Linked DNA regions of Mus musculus: all the other regions are linked to region 4. The links are chromatin loops, found by intact Hi-C in ENCODE. Cell type or tissue: heart. All regions are shown on one strand. Region 1 holds the start of Zfp120 (zinc finger protein 120). Region 2 overlaps Vsx1 (visual system homeobox 1). Region 3 holds the start of Nanp (N-acetylneuraminic acid phosphatase). Region 4 holds the start of Gins1 (GINS complex subunit 1 (Psf1 homolog)). Region 5 holds the start of Apmap (adipocyte plasma membrane associated protein). Region 6 overlaps Ninl (ninein-like).

Evidence for each region. Hi-C counts contacts between places; a loop is a spot of excess contacts. Peaks named below come from ENCODE experiments on the same cell type or tissue, not always from the same donor. Only the 100,000 strongest peaks of a DNase experiment are listed, where the experiment ranks them.
Region 1: it touches region 4 in a loop (5-fold over the local background); 3 of 42 quality-filtered maps call a loop at or near these places.
Region 2: a loop joins it to region 4, with 3.0 times the contacts of the local background. A loop is called at or near these places in 12 of 42 quality-filtered maps.
Region 3: a loop joins it to region 4, with 5 times the contacts of the local background. A loop is called at or near these places in 4 of 42 quality-filtered maps.
Region 5: it touches region 4 in a loop (4-fold over the local background); 10 of 42 quality-filtered maps call a loop at or near these places.
Region 6: it touches region 4 in a loop (2.0-fold over the local background); 6 of 42 quality-filtered maps call a loop at or near these places.

The regions. Positions count from the first base shown.
Region 1 is chr2:150,135,184-150,139,183 of GRCm38, reverse strand. It overlaps Zfp120 (zinc finger protein 120), which reads left to right and starts at 2,506. Exons shown (of 4, transcript NM_181266.2): 1 at 2,506-2,616. The coding sequence starts at 2,542. In heart, no CTCF peak of the experiment used is centred here; a DNase peak (open chromatin) is centred at 2,443; H3K4me3 peaks cover 1,519 bases; H3K27ac peaks cover 730 bases.
Region 2 is chr2:150,676,753-150,680,752 of GRCm38, reverse strand. Vsx1 (visual system homeobox 1) reads left to right here. Exons shown (of 5, transcript NM_054068.2): 5 at 1-51. Among named protein-coding and RNA genes, the nearest start is that of Vsx1, 10 kb to the left of the region's middle. In heart, a CTCF peak has its summit at 2,180 (motif pointing left); no DNase peak of the experiment used is centred here.
Region 3 is chr2:151,037,134-151,041,133 of GRCm38, reverse strand. Nanp (N-acetylneuraminic acid phosphatase) reads left to right here and starts at 1,755. Exons shown (of 2, transcript NM_026086.2): 1 at 1,755-1,897. The coding sequence starts at 1,808. In heart, no CTCF peak of the experiment used is centred here; a DNase peak (open chromatin) is centred at 1,713; H3K4me3 peaks cover 2,576 bases; H3K27ac peaks cover 2,419 bases.
Region 4 is chr2:150,906,879-150,910,878 of GRCm38, reverse strand. Gins1 (GINS complex subunit 1 (Psf1 homolog)) reads right to left here and starts at 1,285. Exons shown (of 7, transcript NM_027014.1): 1 at 1,086-1,285. The coding sequence starts at 1,160. In heart, a CTCF peak has its summit at 1,771 (motif pointing right); a DNase peak (open chromatin) is centred at 1,138; H3K4me3 peaks cover 1,460 bases; H3K27ac peaks cover 1,592 bases.
Region 5 is chr2:150,607,633-150,611,632 of GRCm38, reverse strand. It overlaps Apmap (adipocyte plasma membrane associated protein), which reads left to right and starts at 3,066. Exons shown (of 9, transcript NM_027977.3): 1 at 3,066-3,245. The coding sequence starts at 3,154. In heart, CTCF peaks have their summits at 2,264 (motif pointing left) and 2,985 (motif pointing right); DNase peaks (open chromatin) are centred at 2,272 and 3,052; H3K4me3 peaks cover 1,747 bases; H3K27ac peaks cover 1,430 bases.
Region 6 is chr2:150,999,185-151,003,184 of GRCm38, reverse strand. The region is part of intron 1 of Ninl (ninein-like); the gene reads left to right. Among named protein-coding and RNA genes, the nearest start is that of Ninl, 8.2 kb to the left of the region's middle. In heart, a CTCF peak has its summit at 2,214 (motif pointing right); a DNase peak (open chromatin) is centred at 2,204; H3K27ac peaks cover 697 bases.

The sequences.
Region 1 (4,000 bases), 770 kb after region 4:
TACTCCTCTGACACCAACCCATTCACTTATTTATTTATTTATTTATTTATTTATTTACTTACTTACTTACTTACATATTTATGTATTCGGTTGGTTGTTTAAAAATAAAGAAAGAAATAAAAATAGCCTGATGAATTCAACTTTTGAGAGAAAGGATTTGTTTTATTTAATATTTTTTGTGTATGGCAGTTTTGACTGCATGTACATCTATGTGTCCCATGCATGCCTGATGCTTTGTAGAGGCCAGAAAAGTGGGATTGATCACCATGGAACTGGAGTCACACATGGATGTGTGTCCTGTGGATACTGGGCCTCAAATCTGGGACCTCTAAAAGAGCAGCCTGTACTCTTAACCACCGAGACCCTTCTCCAGCCCCTTGACATCCTATTTGAATGTGCTGATAGCAACTATTTTTTTTAATCTTCCTTGAACCACTTAGAAAGAAGAATAATGACTTCTAGTACAAATTAACACACATATTCTAATAAAGTTGGAAAATGGGAACCTCTTTTCTTGGATGTAGCTCTTCCTTCCTGCTTGCTCCTTTTCATTAAAACACTCTTCATAAGACAAAACAAGAGAACAAGGTCTCTGCTGAGATTTTTTTTAAAGACTTCTTTTGTCAATACAACTAATATAAATCTCTTTACCTTAGTCTCAGGTAGACTCTTCAGACAAGGGCATAAAGCACCCATCTTCTTCACCAAAAACAGTCTCTAGGCCAGATACTGAAGTTCTTCTTCACTGAAACATCTTGGGCCAGGTCTGCACAGTACAAGTCACTCTCAGCAGCAGAGTCTTCCAAATACCTACTAGGATAGCCCAGTAAGCCTCAATAGAAACATTCCACTGCTTGCAACTACTCTGTGTCCCCCCAGCACACTCCTACCCAGCTACATAACAGAGTTAAGCAAGATTTCTGAATTCTTTTACATTGTTAAAAATAAATAAATAAAATGTACTTGCTGTCTCCTAAGCATCAAGGAGCTGGGGTTATGGGCTGGTGATTCATAGGATAATCAAAAGGGATCCTGGAATAAATAACCAAATTCATATATAATTAAAAAAAACAGGCTTTTGATCTGCATATGATGAGCTAGCAGGAAGATACTGCACTACTTTTTAAAATGTTTTTTTCAGTATTGAGAGCTGAGCTATCTGGATATCTCTGGAAAGCAAACACAGCTCTTCAGGATTTTTTTCTAACATTCTAATGTCTGAGGTTAGAAACCCAAAGAATTACTTAGAGAGGCGACACAGCTCTGTTAAAATATTTTCTAGCAGTTATCCAGAGAAGACTATGTGAAGAGTGAACACAGCAGATTTTTTTTTCCTTTCTGATTTTGAAAACCCAAGAATTACTTTTAGAATTTTTCTAACAGTATTTTTTGAATTGGTTGGAAAAGCCACGAATTTTTTAGATCAGTTTTTTCTGACTTTGGTCAGAAAACTGAGGAGCTATCCAGAGAGCGTTTAGAATTTTTACTAGCAGAGAGCTGTCTCAAGCAGAAAGCTAGCTGTCTCAACCTCAGAGGTTTTAGAATAGAAGGTAAAATCTGTCTAGAGCAGAGCAGAACACACAGACACAGAGAAAGCAGTCTGGGAAGCCATCTCATCTGGAATGCTATCTCAGCAGAACATAAGCCAGCAGCTTGGACCCATGATTTGAGTTCTAGTTGCTTGTTTCCCTGTTGCTCTCGAACACCCCTTCTCTTAGGAATCCAGACCTAGGTGAGGTTGGTCCTCTGCATTAGTGTTCTCTGTTCTTTCTATACATTGATACATTTTTGTATCTATACATTTTGATACATTTATTGGTTAGATCACAGATAATGATTAACAGGCAGCATTGGCTCCTTAGCCATCTACTTTTACAGCGTCATTTACTGGATGGTTAGCTAAGATTTTGTAATAGAAGATGGACATTCTAGAGGCATTTCTGTCCATCACTTTTATAATTTACAAAATGTTTCTGCATGACTTTGAGCTATATGCCATTAAAAATCTCTGCTTTTACCTTGTGATCAAGTTCAGAAGAGGATTTAACATAGCATGCATAGGGGTAGGCAAACCTATATGTGAACTTATCAACATTCCCTAAGTAAAGTCTCAATGATTCCAAAAGGAAGAAGCGGAAGTGCCTACTGAGTGTTGTGACTGGAGCTTTGGAAAGCTCCAAATTTGCAATGTGGCCCACAGTGGAGAGAGGCGGGTAACTCAGCAACAGCAAATTGGAGTTGTGGGTCTTCCCCTGACCAGGGTGGGGGAAAAAGACCAGCAAGCAATTGGAAGACAGACACAGGTGGTACTGAAATGCAAATTTCTACAGACCCGGAAAAGGACTGGCCTCTGCTGGCAACCTGTGCCTGGAATTATTCCTCTGTGTCCCTTCAACACACTCTAATCCTATGGGTGGTGTGTATGTCACTCCAGATTCACTAGCCAATCAGGACATCCAGCCGGATCTGCCACTCAAAAGTGAAGGCGGGCTCTTCCGGGTGCGATCTTGCAAGTTCCTCTTTTAAAGCTGGCAGTCGCGAATGTTTCTGCTTGATGTGTTCTGTGTACCGCTCCTGGGTGCGGGGACCTCAGGCAAGCCCAGAAGTTCCGACATGGTAAGTGCCAGGCGGTCTCCCACAAAGGGGAGGAGCAGGCGGCTGAGCCAAGGGGGCTGGAGTGCTGGGTCGTCCCAGGGCTCAGTAGTAAACAGCAGCCTGACAGAAGCTGAGACTTGTGAGCTTCCCTGTGGTCCTTTTCTCTCTCTCTGGACCTGGCGGTGGGCACTGAATCATCTCACTAGCGTGGCTGCATCTACACAAAACATTTGGGGAAAGGGCTTCTGTGTAGAAATACCCTTGGCAGGATGCCAAACTCGGAGAGCCCTAGTTTCTATAGTAAGTTTTGGCCTTAGCATTTAGGCATTTTACAGGTAGGTATAAGACCCATTTCGAGTTAATTTTGTGGAGCCTGTAAAAGGCATCTCGTGTGTCGGATAGCACTCAAATATTAAGCGGTGATGTAGAAGAGTAAAATTGATGTAAAGGATCTAGACTAATGCTTGTAGTGACGGCAAGTCGAATGTAGGTGAGAAAGGACTGCCCCTAAAACTCCACACAGGTATGTGCTATGCTAAAAAGGCCGAATGGAGAATAGGATGCTAGAATACATGTGGTAGTGTACCAGGATTGTCCAGACATTTGTCCACAAACCATAACATAGGAGACAACTCTGCTTTACAATCATGAATTAGGCCCATCCTGACTTCAAAGAGCAGGTCTCTAACAAGTGGCTCCAAGGGGTAAAATAGGGCCACAACCAATTTTAAGGCCTGGTGTGCCATAAAGGTCTGGTTTTCTTCTTGAGAAAAGCATCGTTTTGCCACATGGGCAAGACTACAGCTGGTGACAACCTTTTGAAAAGGAAAAACACTGTTTTGGTGAGGACTGGCCTGGTCAAGCAAGGCATAGAACAGCTCCTTCTAGGTCTCCAGAGCCAATGCCAGCCTGGGGCTCAGGCTTGGGAGCTTCCCCTAAGGCCCTGAAGTGCTGAGAATAAAATAGAGCTCCTTCTCTAAAGCAAGGACGGTGCTTGGGAGAGCGGGTGGAGGTCTGGGGCCAGGGCCTTCGGGGATGGCTTGCTTCAGACCCTGAGATCCCACCACATGCGGCTATGGTTGTCAGTCCCGAGTCCAGTGTGGGCTTGGTCAGGAACGTTTTTGAGAGGTTCTCTCTTCCTGTTTCTCCAGCTTTCTTTTATTAGCTCCTTCCTGTGGTTTTCTCACTGTATAGTAGTTTGTGCTGACTTCATAAAAGTCTCGTATCTTGTTCCATTTTCCCCCTGTAAGAAGTATACAGGATGCTGTTCTTCAGAAGCCTGTGTGGCATAAGACAGCCTATCCAAGACACCCCCATCACAGCTTTGATACTTTCTTCCGTTTATTTATTTATTTATTTATTTATTTTTCCAGGCAGGTTTTCTCTGTGTAGCCCTGGCTATCTT
Region 2 (4,000 bases), 230 kb after region 4:
TAAAAAAAAAAAAAAAACAAATAAAATAAAAATCACTATTCACAACTAAAATAACCAGTATGTTCATTAATTTGTTTTAAAACTCTTCAGAACTTGGGCTGGGGAGCTGGTGGTTTAGAGGACTCACTGCTCTTTCAGGGGACCTGGGTTCAGCTCTCAGCACTCACATGAAAGCTCACAACTACCTGTAACTCCACTGTGGGTGATACAATGCCCTCTTTCTGCTTTTGTGGGACCTGGGAATGTGTGAAGGGTACAGACTTATAAGCAGACCAAATACCCCCATACTAGAACAAAATAAAATAATAACAAAATTCAAACCCATACGCTTTTATTAGGGAAAAAAATCTACAAATGGCACTTTTTTCCCCTTAGGTAATGCATACCACTAGCACTAAATCAGCAAAAGCACAAAATATTAAAGATCATTAAGCAAGGAATCCATAGAGCATTGTACTACAATATGGCTGTGGATCGATGGTTAAGCCACACCTGAATTCTTAAAAGTTCAACAAAGCATTTTAATGGTACAGACATTGCTCTGGTACACAGAAAAAAGGTAAGAAGATTTCTAACGCTAACATCATCCTAATTCTAGAACCCCCAAAGTCGATACACCCACCTCCCAGCTCTATTTAGCGCCATAAATGGAAGTGTGAAATGTGCAAATAATTCTCAGTGTTTACAACCCAACAGAAGGCCAGACATGCTCTTTGTATGCCGGTCTACACCAAGCACACAAAGGTATTTTTTTAATATTACACATAACCTGGCAATGCTAAGGTATTTTGATGTTATGAAGGAAACTGCTTACACATTTATTAGCATCTCAGACTGTACAAGAAGGTTATATTGATAGATATTGAAAACACTGAAGAGGAAGGAGCTGAGGAGACCGCTTAATGGATAAAATGTTTGCTGTGCAAGCATGAGGTCTGAGGTTTGGATCCCCAGAATCCATGGAAATGCTAGACAGGCATGGTGGTCTGCCTGTAATCCAACCCAGGAGGCAGAAGTGAGGGACCACCAGGGCAAGCTGGCTAGTTAGAGCAGCCATAATTGGTGATCGGTAGCTTCAGTGAGAGGCCCTGCCTCAATAAATAAGTGGGGAACAATAGAGGAAGATGCCTAACATTAATTTTAAGTCTGTGCCTACACATACACACACACACACTACATACACACACACTACATACACACACACTACATACATACATATGTCCATGGGAACCTCCCTTACAGGTGCACTCCCACACATGTAAGTGCATAGACAGGAACTCACACCACACAAAGGTATCCACAGAAGAAAGGCACTCAGTAAATGAAACATCAGGCTCCTAGAAACTTCATATGAAACCAGGTGTGGTGGTGCACAGCTATATTTCTGACAGCCAGGAGGTCGAGGGAGGAGGGTTGGGAGCTCAATGGGTGGCTTCTCACAGTAACAGAAAGTAACTGATCCAACACAGTTGTCTTCATAGACCTGGCACACACCCTCCCACACAGCTCAGTCCCTTCGAGATGACTTATCACACCTAACACGGTGTAAATGCCAGGTAGATGGCTGAAGGGTGTGTCATCTAGGAAATGATAAGGGGAATGAATTCATGTTCACTTACCTATGGGCTTTAGAAATATTTCTGATTTATGGTTGAGGGGATCAATCTACAGACAGGGAACAAAATAGTACAGAGAAAGAACGAGAAAGAAGGCAGGCCATGAATAAAGAGCAGGAGATGAGGGGAACGTCTCTAATCTAGCTGAAGCTTTCACTAATTTCTAAACAAAATTAAGTGACGGTACTGAGTTCTAGTCCTTGGGTAACTGAAATCTCATGCAAACCAAAAGCATCGAAAGTCTTCATGGGTTTCTCTCTCACTCATGAAAGCTGGTCTTGAAACGCTGATTTAGGCTAGAGTTCGTGAGCCTTCCAGTTTTCAAACTTTAGTTCCCACCTTTGTTATTTTGTTGACAAAACAAGAACCACACTTCTGACAAACAGGCAGGTAAAATCTGGTATGGAGGGCAGCTCCTCTCAAGGACCACTGCCTTGGCTGAAGAAACAGATATTCTCAAATTTCTATGGCGTTTACTGGTCCTCAAGTTTACAAGTTCACCCTGGGGGAAAAAAGCTTTAGGACCCGGTTTATCACAAATGGCACAATGGCGCCACCTACTGGCAGGTACTGCAAACATGCATCCACTCTGTCCATTGCAAAGCCATAGATAACTATTTGCATTAGAGAAATTTTCTGTCCTTTTTCTACCCAGCCCTCCCAGTTGCCCTCAACACCACCAGTCTTGTTTTTCCTCTCTGTTCCCTGATCTCTGAACAGGCTTTGAAATGTTTTAGTTTCCAAGTGTGGCCCATCTTGATTTTATTCGGTCTCACATTGACATTTCAGGATTTCTCTTTCATTCCCTTCCAACAAAGACCCTCTATTCTTTGTTGGAAAAAGAAGTGAGCTTCTTGTTAGCATTGACCTCTCTCTGCTTCCAGACTGCAGACAAAATGTGACGTGTTGCTTCACACTCTGGCTGTCAAGCCTTCCCCAGCATGATGGACCTTGCCCTCAAACTATGAGCCAAAACCAAACCCTTCTTTCTTTAAGATTTTTTGTTTGCTCGTTTTTTACAGGCATTGATCACAGAAACAAGAAAAGTATCCAACAGTGGTCATTTCAACAGATGTTGGTTGTTATCCATAGTTACTGTGTTGTGCAGTGGACCTATTGTTACTACAGCGTCAACTTAGTCATTTACTTTTATCAGCATGTGTGTGTCTGTTTATGTGTGTGTGTGTGTGTGTGTTTCTATATGTGTCTCTGTGGGTATATGTATGTGTGTCTCTGTGTGTGTCTGTGTGTATGTGTCACTGTGTGTGTCTGTCTCTTTGTGTATATGTGTGTGTGTCTCTGTGTGTGTCTGTCTCTGTGTCTCTGTATATGTGTGTGTCTGTCTCTGTCTGTATATGTGTGTGTGTCTGTATCTCTGTGTGTATATGTGTGTCTGTTTCTGTATCTCTGTGTGTATATGTGTGTCTGTCTCTGTGTCTCTGTGTGTATATGTTTATGTGTCTGTGTCTCTGTGTATATGTGTGTGTGTCTCTGTGTGCATATATGTGTGTGTCTATCTGTGTGTCTCTGTGTATGTCTGTGTGTATATGTTTGTGTGTCTGTCTGTGTCTCTCTGTGTGCATATGTGTGTGTGTCTGTGTGTGTGTGTCTGTATGTCTGTCTGTGTCTCTCTGTGTGTATATGTGTGTCTGTCTGTGTGTGTGTCTGTCTATGTGTCTCTGTGTGTGCACGCTTTGCGTTTCCTGCCATGCTTAGTTTCTTAGTTAACATCTATGTTTTCCTCTTTCCATCATTCAGTTTCCTCCATTTCCCCCTCTGCTAGATTAGAAGTTATACATTCTGTATTACATGTGGCTGGTCTCACATAACTATTAAATGTAGATTAGAACTCCTCAAATAGTGAAAGGATTCTAGGAAGTTGCCTCTGACCTGTCACCTTTTGTGCTCCTGTTGCCCAGGATTTTGTCTGTATCTTGTTTTTCTTAGCCCCATGGCCATAACAGACATTTCCTGTCACTAACACTTGTTTATATTCACCCACTGGTGAGACACTGAAAGTATGTCTCATAGGTACTCTGTAGAGGTGAAACTGTCCTATATATAAGATACATCTATGTTTCTAAGGTTGATGACCAATTCCCATTCCTGGGTTGGAAGTCTGTCTTCTCCAGTTTTATAACAACAACACTGTTAGATAATTTGCCTAGGATGTTGTAAGTGATGGTGTAGAATGTATTTAGCCTGCTTGGACTCTGTGTGTGTCCATGATTTTTGAAGTCTTTCATTGATAACAGAAATGCTGCAGCTTTTAACTCAACCTCTCTGTGTTCTCTTTCCTGGGATCTCTAAATGTATGTGTGTGTGTGTGTCCCACATTCTGTGTCTTGTGTCCTCTTTTACAAAGTTTCGATCTTTTTGACTCT
Region 3 (4,000 bases), 130 kb before region 4:
AGGAACACTTTTGGGAAAGTCATCAACTCTGACTCTGCTCCATAAAATACAAAAACTATAGGTAGTCTGCCATTCATCTCTTTCTACTGAGCATCAGAAACCCATCTGTGACTTGTGTACCTCAGGTTATGGGAGCTTTTTTTTTTTTTTTTTTTTTTTCTGTACAGAGCTAAGCATCTTAGTCTTTAGTCAAGTTATACAACTCTGTCACTGTCAGGCAAAAGCAGAAGTATACTACATAGACTCAAGGATGCTGCATTCCAATTATTAAACACCCAAAAGGAGTTAAGTTTATCTCAAAACACAGGAAGTTTTACAGCCAAGCAAAGGTGGGCCAACAAGTTCCTTATGAACACAATACAGCTCAAAGTTAAATTTGTAGCCAATGAAAAGACAAGAACAATATGACTGGCTGAAGTCAGCCTTTACCTTACATAGTTTTGGCGGTTTGGGCCTGACTGGCTGGAGGCCCAGCCATTTTTTCACAATTTGTATATATTACCCAGGTAGGGTACAGTTCACTATGAACAGAAGCCACTTGGAGCCAGTATCATTCAAGTATAGACAAAGATCTTAGTTGAAGTTAATTCAAGCCAGATGTGGTGGTACTTGGGAGAACTAGCACTTGGGAGACAGAGGGAGGCAAATCACTCTGAATTTGAGGCCAGCATGGTCTACACAGCTAGCTCCAGGCCAATCAGTTACTCAATGTGACACTGTCTCAAAACAAACAAACAAACAACAAAAACTGAAACTATAGACAATTAAATTTAATCAATTCTCACATGTTATGAAATACTTTCTCATTTTCTCTGAATAACTTACAATGTAAGAACCAATCCTAATTCGAAAGCTCAGAACCAGGTCTGTGGCATTGGCTGACCCAATAAGTTCCAGGTTAGTGAAAGTGACTCCAAATTTCATCAATAAAAAAGGATTAGAGGTTGATTTCAACCAACAGAAGGCAAACCTTGTTACTTATCTTGTGGGGTTCTTAACAGACAGTCTCGGTTCCTTGCTAGAAATTACAGAAAACCATGCAATTAATAGGCACACAAGACTTGGGCTGCAGAGTTTCAGAAAAATGAGTAAAGATGGAGGGAAAGGAGCTGGAGAAATGGTTCACTGGTTAAGAACTCATACTGCTCTTGTAGAGGACCCAAGTTCCCAGCACCCACAGTGGGCAGCTCACAGCCGCCGCAACTGCAGCTCCAGGACGACCTCGTCTGTCCTCTGCAGGCACTCACGTACACAGAAACACAAATACACATTTTTAAGAACAACCATTCGGCAGACACTGCAGAGACTCCCATTTCTCTTCAGTTCTTCTAAGCATCTTTCAAAGGATGTTCAGATGAAGGCTCTAGTTCCTACAAGGCTGTGGGCAAGAAGTGAAGCGCTAAAGTCACCGGGCAGCTAGGTTCCGAGGTTGGTGGGCACACTCTCCTGCCCCATCTCCTGATGGAGACTGTGCGGTCACCATAGAAAGACAGGCCAGCCAAGGGTCTGGAGAGTTTCTCCAGTACGGCTCGGATGTCCTTCTCAGCCCTAAGCAAGCCCACCAAGCCATTAACGGAGAGGACCATCCACCCACACACAGCAGTAAGCCTTGATAACACTCATCCACCTCTCGTGCACGCGCACCCTATAAAATTTAGTGTCCGAATCTCGCGCGATCTTGCCACGGAGACCCCGGAGCTTTGGAAGGGTCAGGTGACCTCCGAGACTCCGCCCAGGTGTTCCTGACCGCCTTGCGCATGCGCGGCGCGGCAGAAGCGGCTCGCGCGCTGCTTGGGTTGCCGAGGCTATGGGGCTGAGTCGGGTCCGCGCGGTCTTCTTTGACCTGGACAACACACTCATCGACACGGCCGGGGCGAGCAGGAGAGGCATGTTGGAGGTAACGTCCCCGCGCCGTCGCCCTCCCCTGCCGGGCCAGCACTCCGCTCCGCACCCTCAGTCCCCCCGCTGCGTGCCCGTGGAGCTTCTTTCCCGCGCGTGGGGCCGGGTGCTGGACTCTGAACTGCCACGACTGCAGAGTCGCCGCCACCTGCGGTCACCCGGGCTCGGACGGCGCGGGACGAGACCCCTCGCCCTCCTCTTGCTGCAGCCCCGCGCGAGATGGGCTGCGGTGGGTTTTGGGGAAGAGGCTCAGACAAGGCTTTGGCCCAGGAAGTTATATAACTCTGAGAGGCGGGCCTGGACTTAACCTACATCATAGCATTTTTTTTTTCCCTGCAGGCCTCCCTGTGGCCTTCCGGGCTTTCTGGTGCTGAGACCCTCGGCACATAAAATGCTGAGGGGGCAGTCTTTTAGTGAGGCATTGCTGATCTGCACCCTCCTAGCTATAGCTACAGATGCTGTCGGACATCTTCCTTTTCCAGTCCTGCTCTTAACCCACCCCTACTTTCCATCCCCTGCCTTCAGCTTCAAGGAGAAACCGAAGGAGTATCAGATGTGGAAAGCCCACTTACAAAAAAATGCCTGCCCTTTCAATACTAAGGGTCTTATGCGTCTTCAGGTAGTTTTTTGTTTATCTGGATCTTAAACCTTCCACATTTCTTGCTGCATTGCACCCACAGTTTGTTCGTGTCGGTCTTTAAAATTTTTTAACCCTACATCTCTCTTGGACTGTGCTTTTCTGCACAGCTATGTTTTAAGGAAAATTGCCACCCGTTGTCTCCATCAGGGCTCTCTTCTCTGTATTTCCAAATCCACTCACTGGGACGTAGCTTCTGTCTCTGCCACAAGAATACAATAGGCTTGCCAAGTGGTTAGGTGGCTCCCAAAGTGCCAACGTCACTAGGTATTTTGAATTGGGGTGTGCATGTGCGTGTGCGTGTGCGTGTGTGTGTGTTATTTTCTTGGTTCTGAGGTTTGAGCCTACCTCCTCGCCATCCGAGACAGGTTCTCCCCTGAGCTACTTCTCCCCACACTTGGAATCAGTCTTAACTGAAGATTTCCACGCTGTCGATTGCCCCGTGCATTGTGACACCCTCACACGTTACATACTTCCGTGTGTTCTGCCTCCATTATCTCAGACTGCAGACAGGGCACACTCAACAGGTGCTCTTATCCAGCTGAGGCCCGTGTTTTGAGACTCAGGTTTTGTGTTAGGCTGGTTCTTGTTAAGTAGGTCTATTAAACCTCACATTTGAATCACAATTCTCCCAGTACTCGGTGCCTCAGCAGACCCCCTGTCTATGCCTAGCCTCAGATCCTCGTAAATTTGAGCATTAGTCTGCATAACACTGTCAGGTAGCTTTCATGCCATACATGGGAAGATTGTACCATCCAGCGCTCATTCAGTGAACTGCGTCCCCATCCACTCTTGTCTCCCAGTCTCGCTTATTCTCCCCTTAATGACAAAAAGGCTCATCCAATGTAAATTTTTGCTGTAGTCTTATCTCCAGGCTGACCACATCCAATTCATCTTTCATATCCCTGCCACAGTGAGTTTTGGGTTTTACTTTTTAAAACAAAAAAAAATGACTTGGGAAACAAGGCAAGAATATCCCTTGAGCTTCAGAATTTGTGACCAGTCTAAACAACATATTAAGACTCTTATCTCACACCACCACCCCACAATGTTTCTCCATGGCATTGCCCCTATATTTTGTACCTTATTTTTTACTTCCGATATCCCTCACTGCACCTGTCAGAGGATGTTATCATTAATTTTTTGCAACTCATACCTACAGCAGAATCCTGAGTTTCCTGAAAGGGAACATGCTATCTTAATTATCCTTGTTTGACATGTAATAAATGCTGAATGAATAGTGGATGGTGCATAAGAATTCATATCTCCAGTCTTGGTTCTTTCACCTCCTCCTTTACTTATAAATGGTCTATGAAATTAGCAAAATTAAATGCTGTAAGCATTTTATCTTGTAAGGATATAACATTCCTTATAAATTTTGACCTGTCCCAAAGTAATATGCCAGCTGTCATATACCATTTTGAATCATTTCTGAGGGGCTAGGAAGATGTCTGGCCTTTGCCT
Region 4 (4,000 bases):
TCAGTGATTAAGAAAGAAAGAAAGAAAGAAAGAAAGAAAGAAAGAAAGAAAAGTGCAATAGGGGCTGGAGAGATGGCTCAGTGATTAAGGGCACTGGTTGCTCCTTTAACCGGACCCAGGTTCGACACATCTAGCACCCATATGGTGATTCATAACTGTCTATAACCGTCAGTTCCAGGAGAATTCACTGATCTCTTCTGACCTCTGTGGACACCAGGCATGCACGCTGCCACATATATACATGCACGCAGAACATTCATACACACAAAATTTAAAAATAAATCCTTAAAAAACAAGCATTATAAAACTACTGAACTACTGAATATTAGAATAGTCTCAAATACATTATACTGAGCAAAAGAGGCCAGAAATAAAGACTGCATTCTACATGATTCCACATGGCCCTGTTCCATGACGTGTCAGCTCCTAGCCAGCCGAATGAACCCAGATACATGGGGCGCGGGGGGGGGGGGGGGGGGGGCGATGGGGGGGAGAGGCAAAATCTACAAACAAGAAAAGCAAATCTATGGTTTACAAAGGCTGAAGCTGGGACACAGCTTCATAGCAATCCCCAGAACTACTGGGGTTATATTAAGATGCTACTGGCTCATCAAGAAGCTGGCTATAAAAATGCATGTGGATCTGGAGGGATGGCTCTGGCACCCACAACCCACCTATAACCCACACCCTCTTCTGGCTTCCATGAAGCACCTTCATGCAAGTGAGACACATACTCATAATTTCTTTTGTTTTGTTTTGTTTTTTAAATAGAGTTCCAGGCCAGCTTGGACTACATGAGGACTTATCTCAAAAAACGAAAACAAGAAACGCTCAGATGGGGCAAGTCACCAAATCAACAGGTAACCTAAGTATGAGTCTTTTTCTTCCTACGATTTGGCCCCGTTTCAAACTTGTTTCCGATCTCGGAATCTAGCAAAGAGATAAAGTTAGCCCAGCAACCAACAAAAAAAAAAAAACCTCCAGCAAGCAACAGCAGGCATAGGCTCCGCCCCAAGGCATGAGGCCCCGCCCTAGGCCCCCAGGCCTGGCCCTCGACACGCCCCTTCCCGGCCGCCGCTCCTCACATTAAAGGCCGGCAGCTGCCCTTCCGGCGCGCGGTGTAACTCGCGGACAAGCTCCATAGCTTTTTCGCAGAACATGACGGACGCGCCCGGGTCCCGTGGTCCCGTCAACTGCCAAGTCACCCCAAACGGTCGCTAGTTCCCAGGCCGCGGCACTTCTATTGTTCAGAGTCGCACAACACCAGCAACCAGCTCCTCGCTTTGGCGCCAAATAGGCTCAACCAATAGAAGTGCACTGGTGCGGGGTGGGGATGGTGGGTGGGAGAGAACTGAGCTACGGTGGCCGAGAAGGGACATTTAATTTTATTGAGCAACCTCACTGAGCTTCAGGAAAATTGGGGTTAAAGAGAATGGTTTCCTCCCTGGCAAAGCCAGAAAGTAAATTGCGTCTAAGATTGTGGGCTGAAACAAAGGGCTGTTTTCGATTGTCCAGCAAAGTAAAGTGCACATTCTTCTCCTCCTTTTTATTTTTTCCATTTGAATTTATTATCTTTAGATTGCAAGAGGCACCTTTAGGTTGAAGAAAAGTCGAGAAAGTACTGGTTATGATGCAGTGTTTGAGTTTTGCAGTGCCGGTTGTTTAACATTAAAGAGAAACCTTTTTTTTTTTTTTTAAACAGGGACTTGGGGATTGGAGGGGTGTCTTTTTTTTGTAATTTATTTATTATTATATGTAAGTATACTGTAGCTGACTTCAGACACACCAGAAGAGGGCGTCCGATCTCATTACAGATGGTTGTGAGCCACCATGTGGTTGCTGGGATTTGAACTCAGGACCTTTGAAAGAGCAGTCAGTGCTCTTACCGGCTGAGCCATCTCCCCAGCCTGAGAAACCGTCTTTTATTGGGTACTTTTAGTATGGTAGGAACTATGACATATATTTCAGTTAATTCTCACAACTTTCCTTAAGAGATTACTAGTATGCAGAACTGGTAAACGAAAACAGTTAACTCTCTGCAGGTCACATGGCTCATAAACTGACTAGAATGGGATCTCTATGCTTCGCACTTTCTGCTCTGGCACTTTTTGATTTTAAAACAGTTAAAAATATTCACAAACTGGAAAATGTCGCAGATAACAGCAGTTTTAAAATTGGTTCTGAACTGATGGTGGAATGCCTGCAATCCCAGAACTTTTGTGACAGAGAAAGATTACTTCAATTCAGTTCAGGAGTTCTAAAGGAGCCCATCTTAAAAACAAACAAACAAAAAACAGTAAAAATACTCTTGATTTGCCTTCTGTTTCTGTGATAAGACACCATGACCAAAGATAAACTAAAAAGGAAAGGGCTAATTTCAGCTTGCAGTTGTAGTTCCATGCCATAAAGGGTATTCAGGGCAGGAACTCAGAGATCCTGGAAGAAGGCTGCTTACTGGCTTCCCATGGCTTCCCAGGCCTTGGGGTGACACTCCCCTTAGTGGTCTGGGCTGTCCCAAGTCAATTATTAATTAAGAATACTCCTACAGAGTGGCCAAGCGATTCTGATGAAGGCAGTTCCTCAAGATTCCCTCTTCCCAGATATAATTACGTTTGTGTCAAGTAGACAAAAATTCTCTAACCTTCACAACCCAAGATAAAACCATACCATAAAACCTACTTGTTTCATTCACACCCACACCCACCCCCTTTGAAATTGGGTCTTACTGTGTTGACCAGGCTGACCTCAGAGTCATAGAAATCCACCTGCCTCTGTCTCCTGGGTGCTGGAATGAAAGGTGTGTGCCACATTGCCTTACTATTTAGCTGATTTTTGAAAAAAGTGTTAACGTCTATAAAACAATAATAGATTTTTGTCTTGTTCTTTTGCAAATGTAGCTAACAAGACTGTTAGAGTAACTGGACAATGTTGAGAGAGGTGTTTCAGAGAGAGGTCCTGAGACAAACTGTTCTTCAAGTGAGAGCTTTGCTACTTATCAATTCACATACAGTATGGTAGGGCTCTGAAGAGGGGTACTTCGGTTCCACCAAACTAAGCAGAGATCCTAGAAAAAAAGTTGCAGAGGGAGGAGGTGGTCCAAAGCCACAAGGTAGTAGGCATGGAAAGTACCTCATGCTACATGCTAGCTGCTTAAAGTCAGTTTGCCTCTATTTCTGGGTCAGCTGGGGAAGGCAAGATTTTGTGACTTCAGAGTCAAAGCACTGGTCTGTCATATTCCTGTAGCTGTTCCTGGAGGAAGGGAGGCTGCTTGGAGTGTGGCGTGATCTGTTAAGGCTGCAAACAGGACAATGCCCCCACTTTAAAAAGAAACCACTTGTTGAGGTGTTTGTTGTGCCTCATGTCTGTAATGCTATCACTCCAGGTGCTGAAGCAAGAGTATTCCAGAGAGTTCCAGGCCAACCTGGGCTAGAGTATGAGACCCTGTCTCAGAAAGCAACAGATAGGTAAGTAGGTAGATAGCTAAATAAATAGGGATTTTCTTTTTATGTCAATTAGGGATACTTAGGTACTATAGTGTCTATTAAACTCTCAAAATACTGCTATAGGATTATGATTCACAAACCAGTAGTTTCATCCATGTCTAGTTTCAATTTCAGCTAGGAGGTGAGTCTTTTATTGACCTTTAGACTTCTTTACTTTTAAAATGGGAACAGTAGAATACCCATGCGCAGCCTTGATGATTCTATCTTTCCTTCAGCAAATATTTATGAAGTGTGTACTATGAGCCAAGCATTGGTCCGGATACTGAAGATAATGCAGTAAACAAGGTCCTTTCTTGGAGTCTATCTTGCAGTGTGGAAAACATCAATACAGATAAAGATGTATCAATGTCAAGTATTTTGGTGCTACGCACTAGCCAGGATAAACCCAGAAAGGTGAACGCAGCAAAAATGAGAAGGTCTGAGAGTTCTGAGTAAGTGTTCGGCAAACATAACTCTCATAGGGCAGGGGTGTAACTCTGTAGATAGTAGGCTTTAGG
Region 5 (4,000 bases), 300 kb after region 4:
CCAGGACCCTCTACAAGAGCAAATGTGCTTAACCATTTAGTTCTCTCTCTGGGCCCTTCTTTCCACTTTCTAGTCATTTGCTGTCCCCTTTAGATGGTTCATCATTCATCAGTGGACCCTGAAGCCTACCCTTGCTTATCACCCCTTGGTCACCAACCTCAGGACCCCTCAAGTCCTCCTACTTTGTCTCTTGCCCTTCTCTATCCTCCCAGCTCTTCATCTGGAATCTTACTTATCCAGAGTTGGTGCACATGCTCCGCTGGTTTACTCCTATGTCAGCACAGCTTTCCCTGAAGGTCTCAGGATACCTAGCCTGTCCTTTGTGCCACTCCTTTATAACAGTCATCTATGTTTTCTATCTTCCCTCCCCATTTACAACCATGAATATAGACACATCTGAGGACCTTTGTTTTGTAACAACCCTTAGGACCTGACAGGCATTTGGGAAGTATCTGTATAAAGAATTGAATCAGTATGGGATTAGAGGGTAAAGCTTAAGACTAAATTCAGGTTTGTTTCTATTTTGTCTAATTTACCACATTGGGAGATGACTGCATAATATCATGTGCTTCTTTTTCCATGCTGGGATGGCCCCATTTTTGTTGTGATAAATGTCGTCTGTGTAGACGAGCGTTTCAGCGAAAGTGAGCTGCATCGTAAGTCCCAGGATGTGTAGTAGTCTCACCCAGTGGTTCCCAGTCAAGGGCCCTTTTGTCCCTTGCAGGACATTTGGGCAATGTTTCAAGATATTAAAAAAATATTATTTGTTTCTAATCTCTTGTCATTATAATAAATACTGAGGCAATCAATTTATAGAAGGTTTACGGTGACTCAGGATTGTAAAGGCTTTAACCTATGATCAGTTGGCTGCTTTGGGTCTGTGGTGGTACATTATGGTGGGGGTATGTGGTGAGCAATTGCTACTCCAATGTGGAGAAATGGGAAAAGTAAAAGAGAAAAGGGATTAACTCCCATACCCTCATCAAAGGCATGCCTCCAGTGTCCCAGTAGGGCCAACTCCTTACAAATGCCATTACCTTCCAGTATCACCCATGCTGAGGACCAAATTTTTCACAAATTTTTGGTGTTCCAGATTAACTTTAGCACTAAACTAGGTGGGGTGCTACTGACATTTAAAGGGTAAAGGCCCCAGGGGTGGTGCAAAATATCCTATACTCATGACAACTGCCACTTTACCTCTACAACAAAGGATTATCTCGCCCCAAATGTTATCAGTGCTGAGGTTGGGAAACCTGAGCTAACCTTGCATGGCAGTCCCATTTCTCTTTGTGCAAACAGTTGGTACAATGAGACAGTAATGCTGATTGGCTGCAGGGCTGGAGGGTGATGTGGGACAAGAGAGCACTAAGACCACATACAACAAGCAGAATGGACTTTACCGTGACTTGCAAACAGAAAACCCCTAAGTCATATTGCATAACACAAATGATCGAAGCTCAGCCTATTCTAACCCCAGCTTATTCAGACTCATGTGCTTCAAGATAAGGCCATGAGTGTATCTCCCAGCAATTCCCTGTGGACTTATTTGTTTTAGAGATATGGCCACTGGCTCTTCCAGACACTTTCCTAGTTTACAAACTCTAACCGATCCGTTCCAAGACCATTTCTAACTTTAGCCCTGAATTTCATGAACAGTCTTCCATAACTGAGGAGCTCACAGGTCGTCTGGTGAATTCCTTTTATGTAGGAAGTTCAGTGTATTCAACTCTTTTTTATTCTTCGTGTGTGTGTTCCGGGTTGTTTTGGCCCATGTGTTTCACACTGGGCATAGGATACGCATAATCCATGTAACAGGCACTGGATGTAACTGGCTACTTGTGACAGCTCAGGAATGTTCACAGAGCCTCCCACAGACGGGGATACTCTGGAGAGTTAATGAGAGATTTTCAGCAATGACTCTTGAGATGGATTCTGGATGATAAAAGTGGTTTAGGTGGAGGTAGAAAAAAAAACGTATCACAAGGAAACAAGGAGTAACATGACAAAGTCAGAGACATGCAATCAGAAGGGGAAGCCATTCAGGTCTCCAGGTAGGCGCCAGACCCACACAGCAGTTGTTACAATTACCCACGATATTATCTTTATAATGTCTGTCTTCAATGATGGAATCAAGTACCATGTTGCCAAGCCTTGGATTATATATAACCTGAGATCCCTACAGAACTGTGTTAAGAAATCTCCACTTCCCTCAAGCGAGAGGAAAAAGAACATTGAGGTGGCATTCTATCGCCATCTAGTGCCGAAAAGATAATGGCATGTTTGCTTCTGTAAAATCCCAAGTGAGGTACAAAATCCAGCACCTATATCCTAGAGATCCTTCCCAATGCCCTACTTGGTTATTGCTGCCTGAAATTCTCCTGTCCGCCCTTTCTCTTCCAATCCTACCCCCACATTCCTTCACCGGCTAAATGCTTCCACTAGACCAAGTTTCTCTCTTTAAAATCACCACTGTATTAAAATTTACATGTATTGAAGTCATGGCTCTCATTAGTTCCAGAAAGGAGGGATTTGCCTGCAGTCTGCTCACTTCACCTCCTGGAGTATGTCCGACTCGCTGTAATACCGTGGAAGCACTACCTGGTGGTTGCTTCATGATTCCTAAAGTTTTGCTATTAGCAGTCTTTTCTACTTGGGCCTGTCTTTAGGTAACTCCCTTTAGAAAATTTATCAAATGTCTATTGTATAACCACTTGACGATCTAGCAGTCAAAATCTGATCTTAACCAAAAGGACACATTTTGAACTTTAGCGGAATCTTTTCAGAAAAGATAACAGTTCAGGCGGGGATTACTGCATTGAACACATTTCGTTAAGAATCAGTGGCATCTTCTCTTTGCAAGCTTGTTACTGCAGACTTCACCGCCCAGCACTCGGACTTGAGGAAGACCCGCTACAGCCTCACTATCCAGACTCGGCTCACTGAGGGAGGGACCCCCTCACCATTTGCCTGCAGCTGTAGGCTGGGGCCAGGGGGTGGAGCCTTACTGCTGTGCCAATCTCCAAAAGGGGGCGGGGCCTGCATTGCAGCTCCGGCGCTAAGTTTACGTCATTTCCTCGCGCCAGGGAGTAGTTCTGAAACCCGCGTTGCTGAGTGTCAAGGCGCTGTTGGAGGTGTCAGTGGAGAGGCGGCAGAATGAGCGAAGCGGACGGGCTGCGGCAGCGTCGGCCCCTGCGGCCGCAGGTCGTCACGGACGATGGCCAGGTCCCGGAGGTCAAGGAGGGCAGGTAGGCAGGACCTGGGCTGGGATCATCCCACGGGAGAGAACCCTCCTCATTATCCCGGCTTGGACCCAGGAGCCGGGTTCGGGCTGACAGGACAATCTGCGGGGCGAGGCCTTGCGTGGACCTGGTTGTCCTCCCTCACGCTGCTGTGGACCTTTTCTGTCCCTTCTTGCCACCCAGCCGCTGGAGCCAACGCCTTTTGCCTTTCTTTAGTTGCACGCATCTTCCCGACTTGTCCTTGTTGGAACCTCTGATACTCCTGGGACAGCCACCTGACCACTGCCGTCAGCCGATTCTTTCGCGTTCCTTGTTATTCACTTTCCTTAAAGAGAAGTCAGAAAAGATGCTGGGTTTCCTTTCTGCGAAGGTCCTCCTCCTGCATCTATTGACGCCGCGCAGTCTGTACTCCTCAGCGTGGAGTAGAGAACCGACTGACATTGTTGGCAGTGTTTCTGAGAATTCGGCCTTGCAGGTTTTTGTAATAGGGACAGTAGTTACTGACAGTAAATCCTTAAAAAGAAAAATTTTTTTTGGGCCCCAGTCTTTCTGACTTTCAAAATGCACTATTAGCCCACATATGAAGCATGCTCCTTAAACCGTACTAGAAGACATTTAAAATTGACTTTTCAACTTGGTGACCAGAATTTTGTACTTTGAATATCTAGATCAGCCTCAAAGTTGTGGAATTAACTTATATGATAGAAATATTAGAAATATTTCTTTGGTCACCAGCAATGTGATGAAGGGATGTGGTGCAT
Region 6 (4,000 bases), 92 kb before region 4:
ATTAAAGACATGCGCCACCACTGCTGGGCTCATGGAAATATTTTTAATTTAAAATGTTATTTTATGTGCATGGGTGTTTTGCCTGCATACACATGTCTGTGCACCAGTCTTGTGCCCAGTGCTGTGGAGGCCAAAAGCAGGCATTAAATCCTTTTGGAACTTGAGTTAGGAGTTGTTAGTGAGTTGTGAGCCACCATGTGGATGTTGTGAATAGAATCTTGGTCCTCTGGAAGAGCAGCCAGCACTCTTAACTGCTGAGCCATTTCTCCAACTCTGAAACATTTATTTAGCTACTAAACATTCCTAATGTGTGTGTACTGTTGGTAGGAATGAGGAAATATTTTTTTTAATGTTTGTTTTATAACTGGAGTTAGGACTCATTTAATCAGCTCTATATCCTTATAGCCAAGACCCATGTTTCTTGCCACTGGAAAAAGCCAACCACTGAAGGGACCAGTTATTTGGACAAAGAAAAAGACTTATTTAGAAAGCTAGTATGCTCTTTAGTTTATGTCAACTTGACATAAGCCAGAGTTATCTGAAAAGAGGAAACCTTAATTGAGAAAATGTCTCCATAAGATCCAATTTTAAGGCATTTTCTTAATTTGTGATTGATTGGGGGAGGGCCCAGCCCATATGGGTGGTGCTATCCCTGAGCTGGTGATCTTGGGTTCTATAAGAAAGCAGGCTGAGCAAGCCCCGGGAGCAAGCCAGTAAGCAGAACCCCTCCATAGCCTGGGCATCAGCTTCTGGCTCCAGGGTTCTGCCCTATTTGCATTTCTGCCCCGACTTCCTTCAATTTGGAAGTGTAAGCCTAATAAACCCTTTCTTCCCCAACTTGCTTTTGGTCATGATTTTATCACAGCAATAGAAACCCTAACTAGGACAGCCATCGTGGAGCCTGTGGCCAACAAAGACCACCTTGCTGGGGTGTTATGGGTAGATGCAAGGCCTGCAAAGGGAGTCAGGAAGGTAGGTTAACACGAGGGCGCTTAGAAACGTGGGGAGGTCTGCTTTTCTGATACCAGGCAACGCTGTTTTCTCTAAGCTACTGGGGCTTCCCGGCTCTGTGAATCTAAAGAAAGGTTTCTGATTAGAAAGTTCTAGAACTCACATCTTTTTTTAGCTTCTTTTCTCTGGATTGGCTCCAGTGCAGTTACAAAGGACATAATTTTCCCCATCAGGAGAAGATAAGCTGAAGGCTACTCCTCTCTGGAGAACAGGGAAGTAGAGACAAACAGCTTCCTGTAGGGGACAGGGGAGGTCTGTAGAAGGCAACTTCTTTAGCAAGTTAGAGACATCTACAGCAAAGCCAGTGGGAAAGCAGTGGTGTAAGAGCATGTGGGTGTGTGTGTGTGTGTGTGTGTGTGTGTGGTGACGTCAATGGCACACGTGCACATGTGAGTGAGGCCCTAGGAGGAGGAGGACATGGGGTATCCTGCTCTACCTGTCGCTTTACTCCCATAGAACAGAGTTTCTCATTGAATCTGGAGCTCACTGGTGGCTTTTGGTTTATTCCTAGCTTGACTGGCTGGCCAGTGAACCCCAGAACTGTGTCTGTGCTTTTAGGCCACACCTTTTTTTATTTTTATTTTTTATTTTATTTATTTATTTATTTTAGCAGAGCTAAGTCTCTTACCCACTGAAGCATCTTTCCGGCCTGCTAACAACTTTTCAGACAGCTAGAGGGTTTGCTCTGCCACAGCATTGGGCAAATTGCTTGCGTCTGCCTGCTGCGTTTTCTTCACCTGTCAGTTGGCCACAGTCATGATGCCTCCCCTGTAAGACTCCATCCATCAGTGCTTAGGAATGTACTCAGGATCTGCCTCCATAAAAAAATGTTAGTTTTGTTTATGAAAATGTTCTGCCAGATTTCAGTCATGTGCTGAGGGGCGATCCCAGGACCTGCATGCCGTGAGGCAAGATTTCAGAAAGCCTCCCAGGCCCCATTCTGTTTTTCTCCCTCAACCTTTAAGGTCAGTTGACTAAAACAAAACAAAACAAACCACTCAGAAGAGCAAGATGTGTAGAAACATAGGTCATATAGGGAAAAGGCTCTATTAGCATTTGTGTTTGGGGCCTTTGAAATTAACTCTTTAGTCTTGAGGCTTCTTCTTTTTTTAAATTAAAAAAAAAATGTTTCAAGTGTGTGGGTATATTGCCTGCATGCACGTCTGTGAACCACATGCGTGCATTGCCTGTGGAAGCCATAAGAGGGCATCAGATGCCCAGCACTGGAGTCAGGGACAGTTGTAAACTGCTACGTGGATCCTGGGATTGAACCTGGAAGAGCAGTCAGTGCTGCTGGCTGCTATGCCATCTCTTCAGCTCTGGGGCTTTTCTTTTTTTTTATTATATTTTTTAAGATTAGAATTGCCTCATTTCCCCCTTTCCTTTGCTCCTTCCAAACACTCCAGTGCAACTCCCCTCTTGCTCTCTTTCAAATGATGGCCTCTTTTGCTTTAACTATTTAATTTATTTAATTATCGTTGTTGGACGTATACATCTCTGTGTGTGTGCACATGTGTGCACACATGCCTTAGATCTCTTTCCCTATTCTCAAGACTGGGCAGCCTCTCCCCTTATGAAATGAAGTCCCTGCTTCTGCCTCCTCCATCTCCATGCTGTTGCTAAGCAGTCAGACGAGGTTTTAGTTGCAGACACTTGGCTTTCAGTTTGGAACTTCCATCTGGTCCTTTCAAAATGGTTTCTCTGCTAAGGTTCCTGGTCTTAGCAGAGAAAGGTTCACACGCAGAACCTGTCTTCCACACCCCTGAGTGTTCACAGTGGCAGACGGGCTGAAAACCACTCGGTCCGACCTCTGGACCTTCTAGGGGTGTTCTCTGGGTGTATTTTTCTTGAGAGTGCTTTTGGGGATTTTGGTTTGGTCTGGTCTGTTTGTCGACTTAATTTCTGTGGCAGATGTTGAATTATGTCTTGAATTGTGAAATGCACAATGTAGATGTTGTAGGTTCTCTTAGAATTTCTTGAAGCACATTGATTTTTCATTTCCTCGGGAAGGCGGCCTCGGGCTGGAAACTGCATACTGTGCAGTAGCTCACGTTCATTTCAGGTTTTATCCTCAGCTGAGTGTTGGGAGCTGCTCCGGGTAGGCAGGGTTTAGGACCATCTAAAGATAGATACAAAATTTATATACAGGGTTTGTAAGTCTTTCTCTTTGTGGGTCTCAAGATTTTAGTATTTTCTTATTTTCAGTTGCTGTGTTTATCTGTTGGTCTAAGTTATTATAAGAGAATGCTTGAGGCCCTTTTTTTTGTTTTGTTTTTTAATAGTTGTCTTGATAGGAACTATACAGGAATACCAATAGAATCAACTAGCCTAGACCCTTCGGGTCTCTCAGTGTCTGAACTACTAGCAAAAGAGCATACACAGGCTGGACCTAGGCCTCCCTGCACACAGAAGATGTGCAGCTGGGTCTTCATGTGGGCCCCAAACTAGAGCAGGGCTGTCCCTACAGCTGTTGCCTGTCTGTGGACATTTTTCCCCTAACTCAGCTATCTTGTTTGGCCTCAGTGGGAGAAGAGGAGCATGGTGGCTAGAGGCCTTCTGTGTAGCGTAAGTGTTTCTGCTTGGATGGAAGGTAACCTGGGACTCAGAAGCTCAGGAACCACACAGCTCTGAGGTGGGACAGTGTCCCAAGGGAAGGGTCTCCTGAAACCTAGGGGACCCAGGAAACATAGAGCTCTAAGAGGAAGCCTCCTCAGCAGAAACTGCAGCTCCCAGGGGAGAGCCTCCTCTGCAGAGCTGAGGAGCTCAGGGGCTCAGGAGCCCCTCTCCTACTCTTCACCGCTTCTCTTCACTGTTGGTTTTCTTCTCCCAGAATAGCCACAGCAGGCAGGGAATCTCAGGAAAGAGAGTTAGTGGAGGGTCCAGGGATGGCTGCCCTCTGCTTTCAGGTCATGAACATCAAGGAACTTGGCAAAGGGGCGGTGCTTACCATATAGGATTTATGAGGGGGCGGAGCTTCTCAGGGCAGAGA